Regions from separate parts of the Homo sapiens genome. Here region 2 is linked to region 1. Evidence: read pairs that join two places in POLR2A ChIA-PET (ENCODE). Cell type or tissue: K562. All regions are shown on one strand. Links, peaks and the distances in the headings refer to the core of each region. The heading gives the core; the rest is flanking DNA.

The links. Peaks named below come from ENCODE experiments on the same cell type or tissue, not always from the same donor. Only the 100,000 strongest peaks of a DNase experiment are listed, where the experiment ranks them.
Region 2: POLR2A ChIA-PET joins it to region 1 with 7 read pairs; 3 of 35 experiments call an interaction of 5 or more read pairs at or near these places.

The regions. Positions count from the first base shown.
Region 1 is chr1:36,038,744-36,043,144 of GRCh38, forward strand. It overlaps AGO3 (argonaute RISC catalytic component 3), which reads left to right. Exons shown (of 19, transcript NM_024852.4): 15 at 1,047-1,241; 16 at 1,564-1,698. Among named protein-coding and RNA genes, the nearest start is that of TEKT2, 43 kb to the right of the region's middle. In K562, for the core only: no CTCF peak of the experiment used is centred there; no DNase peak of the experiment used is centred there.
Region 2 is chr1:35,867,527-35,871,927 of GRCh38, forward strand. It overlaps a transcript of AGO1 not described here. Among named protein-coding and RNA genes, the nearest start is that of AGO1, 13 kb to the right of the region's middle. In K562, for the core only: no CTCF peak of the experiment used is centred there; a DNase peak (open chromatin) is centred at 2,205; H3K4me3 peaks cover 2,312 bases.

The sequences.
Region 1 (4,401 bases), core at 122-4,121:
TTAGACACAGAAAGAGAAATTAATATAGCTAGTTTCAAAACCAAGATTAACTTCTCTGAGGACCAGATACAGAACACAAATGCAGCTCAATAAGACTGTATAGATTCAGGCCAAGAGGGAAAATTCTGATTTTAAAATTTATGAAGCGTAACAGTTCTAAGATGAAGCTAAAGTCTTAAGTATGGCTTCTGAGATAGGTTGCTAAAGTGGAAGAGATAGGAAGAAAAATCAGTGGTTTGAATTGGTCCTTGTTTTTTCTTATTTCTTTTCTCTTATTCTCTTATACACATCTTTTTGTCTTTTTCTTTCCTTACTAATCTTTAAGTCTACCAACAACACAAAGAATCTAATTGTTAAATGTATAGTTCAGCCTAGTTATAGGAAAATAGTTTTTTACCCTATACTAGGTGTTTTATTCTGTTCTTCAACGGGAAGTACTATTCTTTTTAATTTTTTAAAAAGATGGGGTAGGCTGGGTGCGGTGGCTCATGCCTGTAATCCCAGCACTTTGGGAGGCCAACGCAGACGGATCACGAGGTCAAGATATCAAGACCATCCTGGCCAACATGGTGAAACCCCATCTCTACTAAAAATACAAAAATTAGCTGGGGGTGGTGGTGCACACCTGTAGTCCCAGCTACTCTGGAGGCTGAGGCAGGAGAATCGCTTGAACCCAGGAGGTGCAGGTTGCAGTGAGCCGAGATTGTGCCACTGCACTCCAGGCTGATGACAGAGCAAGACTGCGTCTCAAAAAAAAAAAAAAAAAAAAAAAAGAGAGAAAGAGAGAGAGATGGGGTCTTGCTATTTTGCCCAGGCTGGCCTTAAATTCCTGGGCACAAGTGATCCTCCTGCCTCAGCTTCCTGAGTAGCTGGGACTATAGGCACATGCCGTCATACCCAACTCAGAATTACTATTTTTGATTACTTTCAAAGTAAACAGTGATGAACAGGTTACAGTAAAATAAAAATGTAAATGAAATTCATGTAATTTTGATTATCATTTATTTTTATTTATTTATTTATTTATTTTACTTTTTCTAACCTAGGTTGTAGGTAGTATGGATGCACACCCAAGCAGATACTGTGCCACAGTAAGAGTTCAGAGACCCCGACAGGAGATCATCCAGGACTTGGCCTCCATGGTCCGGGAACTTCTTATTCAATTTTATAAGTCAACTCGGTTCAAGCCTACTCGTATCATCTTTTATCGGGATGGTGTTTCAGAGGGGCAGTTTAGGCAGGTTGGTTACCTAGAATCTCATCAGACTATGGTGAAATCAGATATTGTGTTTATAATATGGTGTCTAGTTCTAGAGTTAAAAACCTTGTTAGAGTTCCCCAAGTCAAAACTTGGTGTTTTGTTAGATTGTCTTTTTGAAAATGTTCACTACGAATGTGTATGCCTTGCTTGCTAAGACCATGTTCTAATAATCGTTAAAATGGAATCTATTAGCTATAGAGTGGTGAAATTAAGGAATCCTGAGATTAAATCATTATCCTACTTTGAAGTATATAAAAACAAATAGCTGACTATATTGAATCTTTCCATTTCATATTCTCTAGGTATTATATTATGAACTACTAGCAATTCGAGAAGCCTGCATCAGTTTGGAGAAAGACTATCAACCTGGAATAACCTACATTGTAGTTCAGAAGAGACATCACACTCGATTATTTTGTGCTGATAGGACAGAAAGGGTAATCTCACCTCTGTTGTAATACTGTTATAAACCAAGCTTATCCAACATAGTTCATAGAGCATTCAACAAGGGCCCTCTGCCAACAGCAGGATTTCCAATATATAGTAGCAAATTTCAACAATTACATTATGAGTATAGAAGCATCAAAATAGATTATTTTTAACTTTCTAGAATTTCTAGTCACACTCCAAATATTCAAAATCTCATTCTACTTTTTTGTTGTGAAGAAACTCATGGTTTTAAAATTATTCTTCTATTCATATTTTCCTAAAATCTTCAGAAAAAACAGTACATTCTCTTTTTAAAATATCTCATACAAATTAGTTTTTTAAAAAAGTGGAAATTCAGGCCAGGCACAGTGGCTCACACCTGTAATTCCAGCACCTTGGGAGGCCAAGGCAGGCAGATCACTTGAGGTCAGGAGTTCAAGACCAGCCTGGCCAACACGGTGAAACCCTGTCTCTACTAAAAATACAAAAAATAGCCAGGTGTGGTGGCGCACATCTGTAATCCCAGCTACTCGGGAGACTGAGGCAGGAGAATCACTTGAACCCAGGAGGCAGAGGTTGCAGTGAGCCGAGATGGTGCCACTGTACTCCAGCCTGGGCAAGAGAGCAAAACTCCATCTCAAAAAAAAAAAAAAAAAAAAAAGTGGAAATTTATACAAACTAACTTTTAGCCATGTTTCCTTTAAAGTTCACAGAATTATTTTATGCATTTTATAATGTGAATGTATATTTTTTATAATTAGGAAGGAAAGAGAGGTATAAATACCTAAGGAAATATGTTTTCTTTTTTTTTTTTTTTTTTTTTTTTGAGACGGAGTCTCACTCTGTCGCCCAGGTTGGAGTGCGGTGGCGCGATCTCAGCTCGCTGCAAGCTCCGCCTCCCAGGTTCACGCCATTCTTCTGCCTCAGCCTCCTGAGTAGCTGGGACTACAGGCGCCTGCCACCATGCCCGGCTAATTTTTTGTATTTTTAGTAGAGACAGGGTTTCACCGTGTTAGCCAGGACGGTCTCGATCTCCTCACTTTGTGATCCGCCTGCCTCGGCCTGCCAAAGTGCTGGGATTACAGGTGTGAGCCACTGCGCCCGGCCAGAAATATGTTTTCTTATCTGTGTGCAGCAAGACAGCAGTCTTACTGTCATTTTCAGTGCTCTGATCACATCTGCCCCCATCCTGTAAATCTTGGAGCAGAGAAATCTAATGATACCAAGTGTTGTTTCCCCTTGAGAAAGGGATTTGATAGAAAGGACTAAGAGAGGGGTGTTTTTCTTTGCCATACATACTCACTGTATTCCTTTGGGCAAGCAACTTAACATCTCTGTGTCTGTTTATTTCTTAGCAAGATTGGATAATATTAATATCTACCTTATTTGGGTTGTCGGGAGAATTAAATAAAATACGTAATGCACTTAGAACAGGGCTTGGCCCACACTAAGTACTCAGTAAAGATTGGCTAGCTCTCATTAGTAGAGTGATGAGAACAAAAAAAAATTAATAAATAAAGTTTGGCTAGCTGCAGAGTGGTGGTGATAGTGGTAGAATAGAGAAGAAGAAATAATAATAGATATTGTTCTAAGTATTGCTTATAAATTTCATCAATTTAATCCTCACCAACAAGATTATGAGATAGTTGTATTTTTTTGTTTTTGTTTTTTTTGACAGTTTTGCTCTGTTGCCCAGGCTGGAGTGCAGTGGCATGACTTTGGCTCACTGCAGCCCCCACCTCCTGGGTTCAAGTGATTGTCAGGCCTCAGCCTCCTGAGTAGCTGGGATTACAGGCATGTGCCACCACACCCGGCTAATTTTTGTAGTCTTATTAGAGGCAGGATTTCACCATGTTGGCCAGGCTGGTCACAAACTCCTGGTTTCAAATGATCCGCCCACCTCGGCCTCCCAAAGTGCTAGGATTATAGGTGTGAGCCATCACACCCAGCCTACAACTTTTTGTATATATTAATTAGAAGATTTACGTGTTGCTAATTTATTAGAGTTAAGTATTTTTTTAGGACCAGGCATAATTTAGTAGATTATGAACTGTTTTGTTTTGTGCTTGGTAAAGTGAAGCTGGTTGGTCCACACCACTATAATTCAAGGTACTACCTTATAACAGTCACTCACGTGGCAAAAATATTATCTGAGTCAGTAAAATAGTTTCTGATTTGCTAGCCTTGTAAACCTAGACTTACAGTTAATGATTTTAAATGTGTTGGGATAAGGCGGTGGAGGTGGGTATAATAAACATTTTTAAGTGTTTTATAAGGAGCTTGTATCATCAAGAATTTTGGGTCATTTCAGTTATATTATATCCACTCAGAGAAAATCATGGTGTCCTCTTACAAGATGTTGAAACTGATAGTATGAAATAAAAGGAATAAGGCCTTTGCAATTATTTCATTGTTTGAATCCCAGTTCTGCCCTTTATTGTGTGCTATTGAGCAAATTATTTTGTATTCCTGAGCCTTTATTTCCCTAAACAAATGGAAATAATCCCTAACTTGCAGGATTGTTACCAGGTTTTAGAAATAATGTGTTCAAAGTGCCTGATCCATAAATGGTTAACAAATGGTGTGACTGTTGTTGATCTTGTCAGCATTCTCTCTCTCTAAACATCTAGTTTTCTCCAAGGTAAATGCTGATCTTCATAAATCACACGTTCAAGAATACCTACTATGCACAGGTACCATAAATTGGAGCA
Region 2 (4,401 bases), core at 215-4,214, 170 kb before region 1:
TCGCTCTGTCGCCCAGGCTGAAGTGCAGTGGCACGATCTCGGCTCACTGCAAACTCCACCTTCCAGGTTCAAGTGATTCTCCTGCCTCAGCCTCCCAAGTAGCTAGGATTACAGGCTTGCAACACCATGCCCGGCTAATTTTTGTATTATTTATTTATTTATTTATTTTTGAGATAGAAACTCACTCTGTCACCCAGGCTGGAGTGCAGTGGTGCAATCTCGGCTTACTGCAAGCTCCGCCTCCCAGGTTCAAGCGATTCTTCTGCCTCAGCCTCCCAAGTAGCTGGGACTACAGGCATGTGCCACCATGCCCGGCTAATTTTTATATTTATTTATTTATTTTTTTAAGTCAGGATAACGTTTCACCATATTGGCCAGGCTGGTCTCGAACTCCTGACCTCGTGATCTGTCTGCTTCTGCCTCCCAAAGTGCTGGGATTACAGGCGTGAGCCACTGTGCCTGGCTAATTTTTGTATTTTTAGTAGAGACGGGGTTTCTCCATGTTGGCCAGGCTGGTCTCAAACTCCTGACCTCGAGTGATCCACCCGCCTCAGCCTCCCAAAGTGCTGGGATTACAGGTGTGAGCAACCACACCTGGCCAAGCCTCTAAATTTGTAGTAATTTGTTATGCATCAATAGATAACTAATTACACTATCTGATGTCAAGATTTATTATATAGCCACAGTAATCAAGACAGTATGGTATTTGGCATAAAGAGACACGCGGAACAGAATAGAGAGTCCAGAAATAGGCCCAGACATACATAACCAGTTGATTTTCAACACAAGTGCTAAGGCAATTTAATGGAGGCAATGCTTTCCACAAATGATGCTGGAACAATTGGATAGCCATGAGCAAAAAATTGAATGTTGATCTTTACCTTTCACCATACACAAAAATTTGCTGGAAATGGATTAGGGACTTGCTGGGCATGGTGGCTCACATCTGTAATCCCAGCGCTTTGGGAAGCCGATGCTTGAGACCAGGAGTTCAAGACCAGCCTGGGCAACATAGCAAGACTCCATCTGTACGGAAAAAAAAAAAAAAAAATTAGCCGGGAGTGGTGGTGTGATCCCAGCCACTCTGGAGGCTGAGGTGGGAGGATGGCTTGAGACTGGAAGGGCGAGGCTGCAAGCTGCAGTGAGCTATGATGGCACCACTGCACTCCACTCTAGCCTGGGTGACAGAGTGAGCCATTTCTCCAAAAAAAAAAAAAAAAAAAGGAAATGTTTAAAAGACTTTTATAGACAAATGGTCATAGCAATTTCATTTGTAATGGCACCAAGCTGAAAACAACCCCCCAAATGTCCATCAACATGTGAATGAATATACAAATTGTCATATATCCATACAATGGAGCACACTCAGCAGTAAAATGGAACAAACTTTTTTTTTCTCCTTTCTTGTTGGGAAAAGTGATGGTCAGGTCCAGGGAGACGAACTATTGATTTACACAACAACATAGGTGAATCTCAAAATACTTGTAGTGAGTGGAACAAGCCAGACCCCCTCTCCCCCAAATTATTCCAGTTATATAAAATACTATAAAATGAAAACTTATCTATGGCGACAGAAAAGAGATTAGCAGTTGCAGAGGGAAGGGCAGAGGGGGACGAGAGGCAGGAAACAAAGAGGCAGGATTAAAGTTTGGCGGGGAATGAATAGGGTCGTTATATTGATTGTTGTGAAGGTTTCATGTGTGTATATTTGTTTCAAAACTCATCAGACCGCACACTTTAAACGTGTGTAGTTTTTTTTTTTTTTTTTTTTTTTTAGTTTCACTCTTGTTGCCCAGGCTGGAGTGTAGTGGTGCGATCTCGGCTCACTGCAACCTCCGCCTCCCGGGTTCAAGCGATTCTCCTGCCTCAGTCTCCCGAGTAGCTGGGACTACAGGTGTCTGCCACCACGCCCGGCTAATTTTGTATTTTTACTAGAGACAGGGTTTCGCCATGTTGGTCAGGCTGGCCTCCAACTCCTGACCTCAGGTGATCCACCTGCCTCCGCCTCCCAAAGTGTTGGGATTACAGGCGAGAGCCACTGCGCCCGGCCATGTGCAGTTTATCGAATGTCAGTTATGCCTTAATAGAAGTTGGGGCCTTGGGAAGCGGAAGAACTCAAACTTCCGGCAGACTCGCGGATCTAAATTTACGGACGGAGGGAGGAGCTAGATCGTGCATGCTCAGTCCTTCCTCTACGTTCACCAATCAGATGCCAGTTGCGTGATGGCGTGGGTGGAGCCAAATGTGGACCTGTGAGGACGCCACGTGAGAGGGAAGCCCGTGAGGCAAGCGCCTCAGGAGTGCGTGAGGCCCACGCAGAACTCGGGGAGCCTTTTATCCTGAGGACACAGGGGAAGAATTGGAGGACTATATTCAGGCAAGTAATTTAATCCGGTGTGCATTTTAAAGCAGCAGTTTGTAGCTGTGTTGAAAATGGGCTCAAGAGCGTGGGGAACGACCTGTTGTTGGCAGGCTGTGGAGATATTTATATATTTTTCTTTAATTTTTAATTTTTATTTATTTAATTTTTTTTCCTGTCAGCCTTCTCTTAAACCGTGAACTCTAGAGGGAAAGGACCTCATATTTATCACCCAAGCGTTCCTGCCCTACGTGTACCCCTCCGCCTGTGGCTGGGAGTCCATATGTTTTTGTTGAAGGGGTTGACTAATCTCAGGTCACACTGCTTGTTAGAGCTTGGATTCAAATCTAGGTCTTTTTGTCGTCAAAAGAAAAATAATATAACATTTTTTGTTGTTGTTTTTTGTTTTTTTTTTTGAGACGGAGTCTCACTCTGTCGCCCAGGCTGGGGTGCAGTGGCGCCATCTCGACCCACTGCCAGCTCCGCCTCCCAGGTTCACGCCATTCTCTTGCCTCAGCCTCCCGAGTAGCTGGGACTATAGGCGCCCGCCACCACGCCCGGCTAATTTTTTGTATTTTTAGTAGAGACGGGGTTTCACCGTGTTAGCCAGGATGGTCTCGATCTCTTGACCTCGTGATCTGCACGCCTCGCCTCCCAAAGTGCTGGGATTACAGGCGTGAGCCACCGCGCCTGGCCATATGTATGTTATAAAGGAGAGTATTTGAACAGACACCTATTATCCACCATTCATTTTATCTCCTCCCTACTGAGAGAGAAAATGAATATTATTTTTACCCTTATTTTGGTTTTTTACCTTTATCTTTTGAGATATTCTGTGTGCTACTTCATAATCCATTCCCATTCTTTCCCCTCTGGGATGTAACTACCATCTTGACATTTGAGTTTACCCTTGCTTTTTCTGTATTGTTTAATATGTATATTTGTATCCTTAAACCACATAGTTTACTTTTGCATAGTTTTGAATTTTACAAACTAAGAGTCATACCATAAGCATTCTTCTGCAGCTTGTTTGTTGTCACTCAGTATCATGTTTCTGAGATTTATGTATATCACAATTCATGTATCTGTTCTATTATGGATGGATTTAGTGTAGTTTTCAATATTTTGCTATTACAAACAGTGCTGCTAAGAACATTCTTGTGCCTATCTCCTCTTGGCAATGCAGAAGATTTTCTGTAGTGGAATTGCTGTTTTACAGGGTGTGCACGTCTTCAACTTTACCAAAGAGTGTTGGTTGTACCAGTTTACACTCCCACCAACAGATCATTATTCTACCTCCTTAACTTTTGCCTGATTTAGTGGGTGAAATTGATGTCTCATTGTGGTCTTTGTATTTTCCTTATAAATAATGAGATTAGGCTGGGCGAGGTGGCTCATGCTTGTAATCCCAGCACTTTGGGAGGCCGAGGTGGGTGGGTCGCCCGAGATCAGGAGTTCGAGACCAGTCTGGTCAACATGAAACCCCATCTCTACTAAAAATATAAAAATTAGCCGGGTATGGTGGCGCACACTTGTAGTCCCAGCTACTCAGGAGGCTGAGGCAGGAGAATCACTTGAACCCAGGAGGCGGAAGTTGCAGTGAGCAGAGATCTAGCCACTGCACTCCAGCCTGGTGACAGAGCAAGACTCCGTCTCAAAAAAAAAGAAAAAAAAAAGATTAAACTTTAAAAACATGATTTTTAGTCTGGGTGTGGGGTGGCCCATGCTTGCAATCCCAGCACTTTGGGAGGCCAAGGTGGGAGAATTGCTTGAGTCCAGGAGTTCAAGACCAGCCTGGGCAACATAGTAAGACTCCATCTCTATAAATAAATAATGATTTTTGCCCTTTTCTTCTGTGAAAGAGCTGTAAATGACTTTTGCCTTAAAAAAAAAATAATTGTTGCCTGGGTGCGGTGGCTCACGCCTGTAATCCCAGCACTTTGGGAGGCTGAGGTGGGTGGATCACGAGGTCAGGAGATCGAGACTATCTTGGCTAACACAGTGAAACCCCATCTCTACTAAAAATACAAAAAAATTAGCCG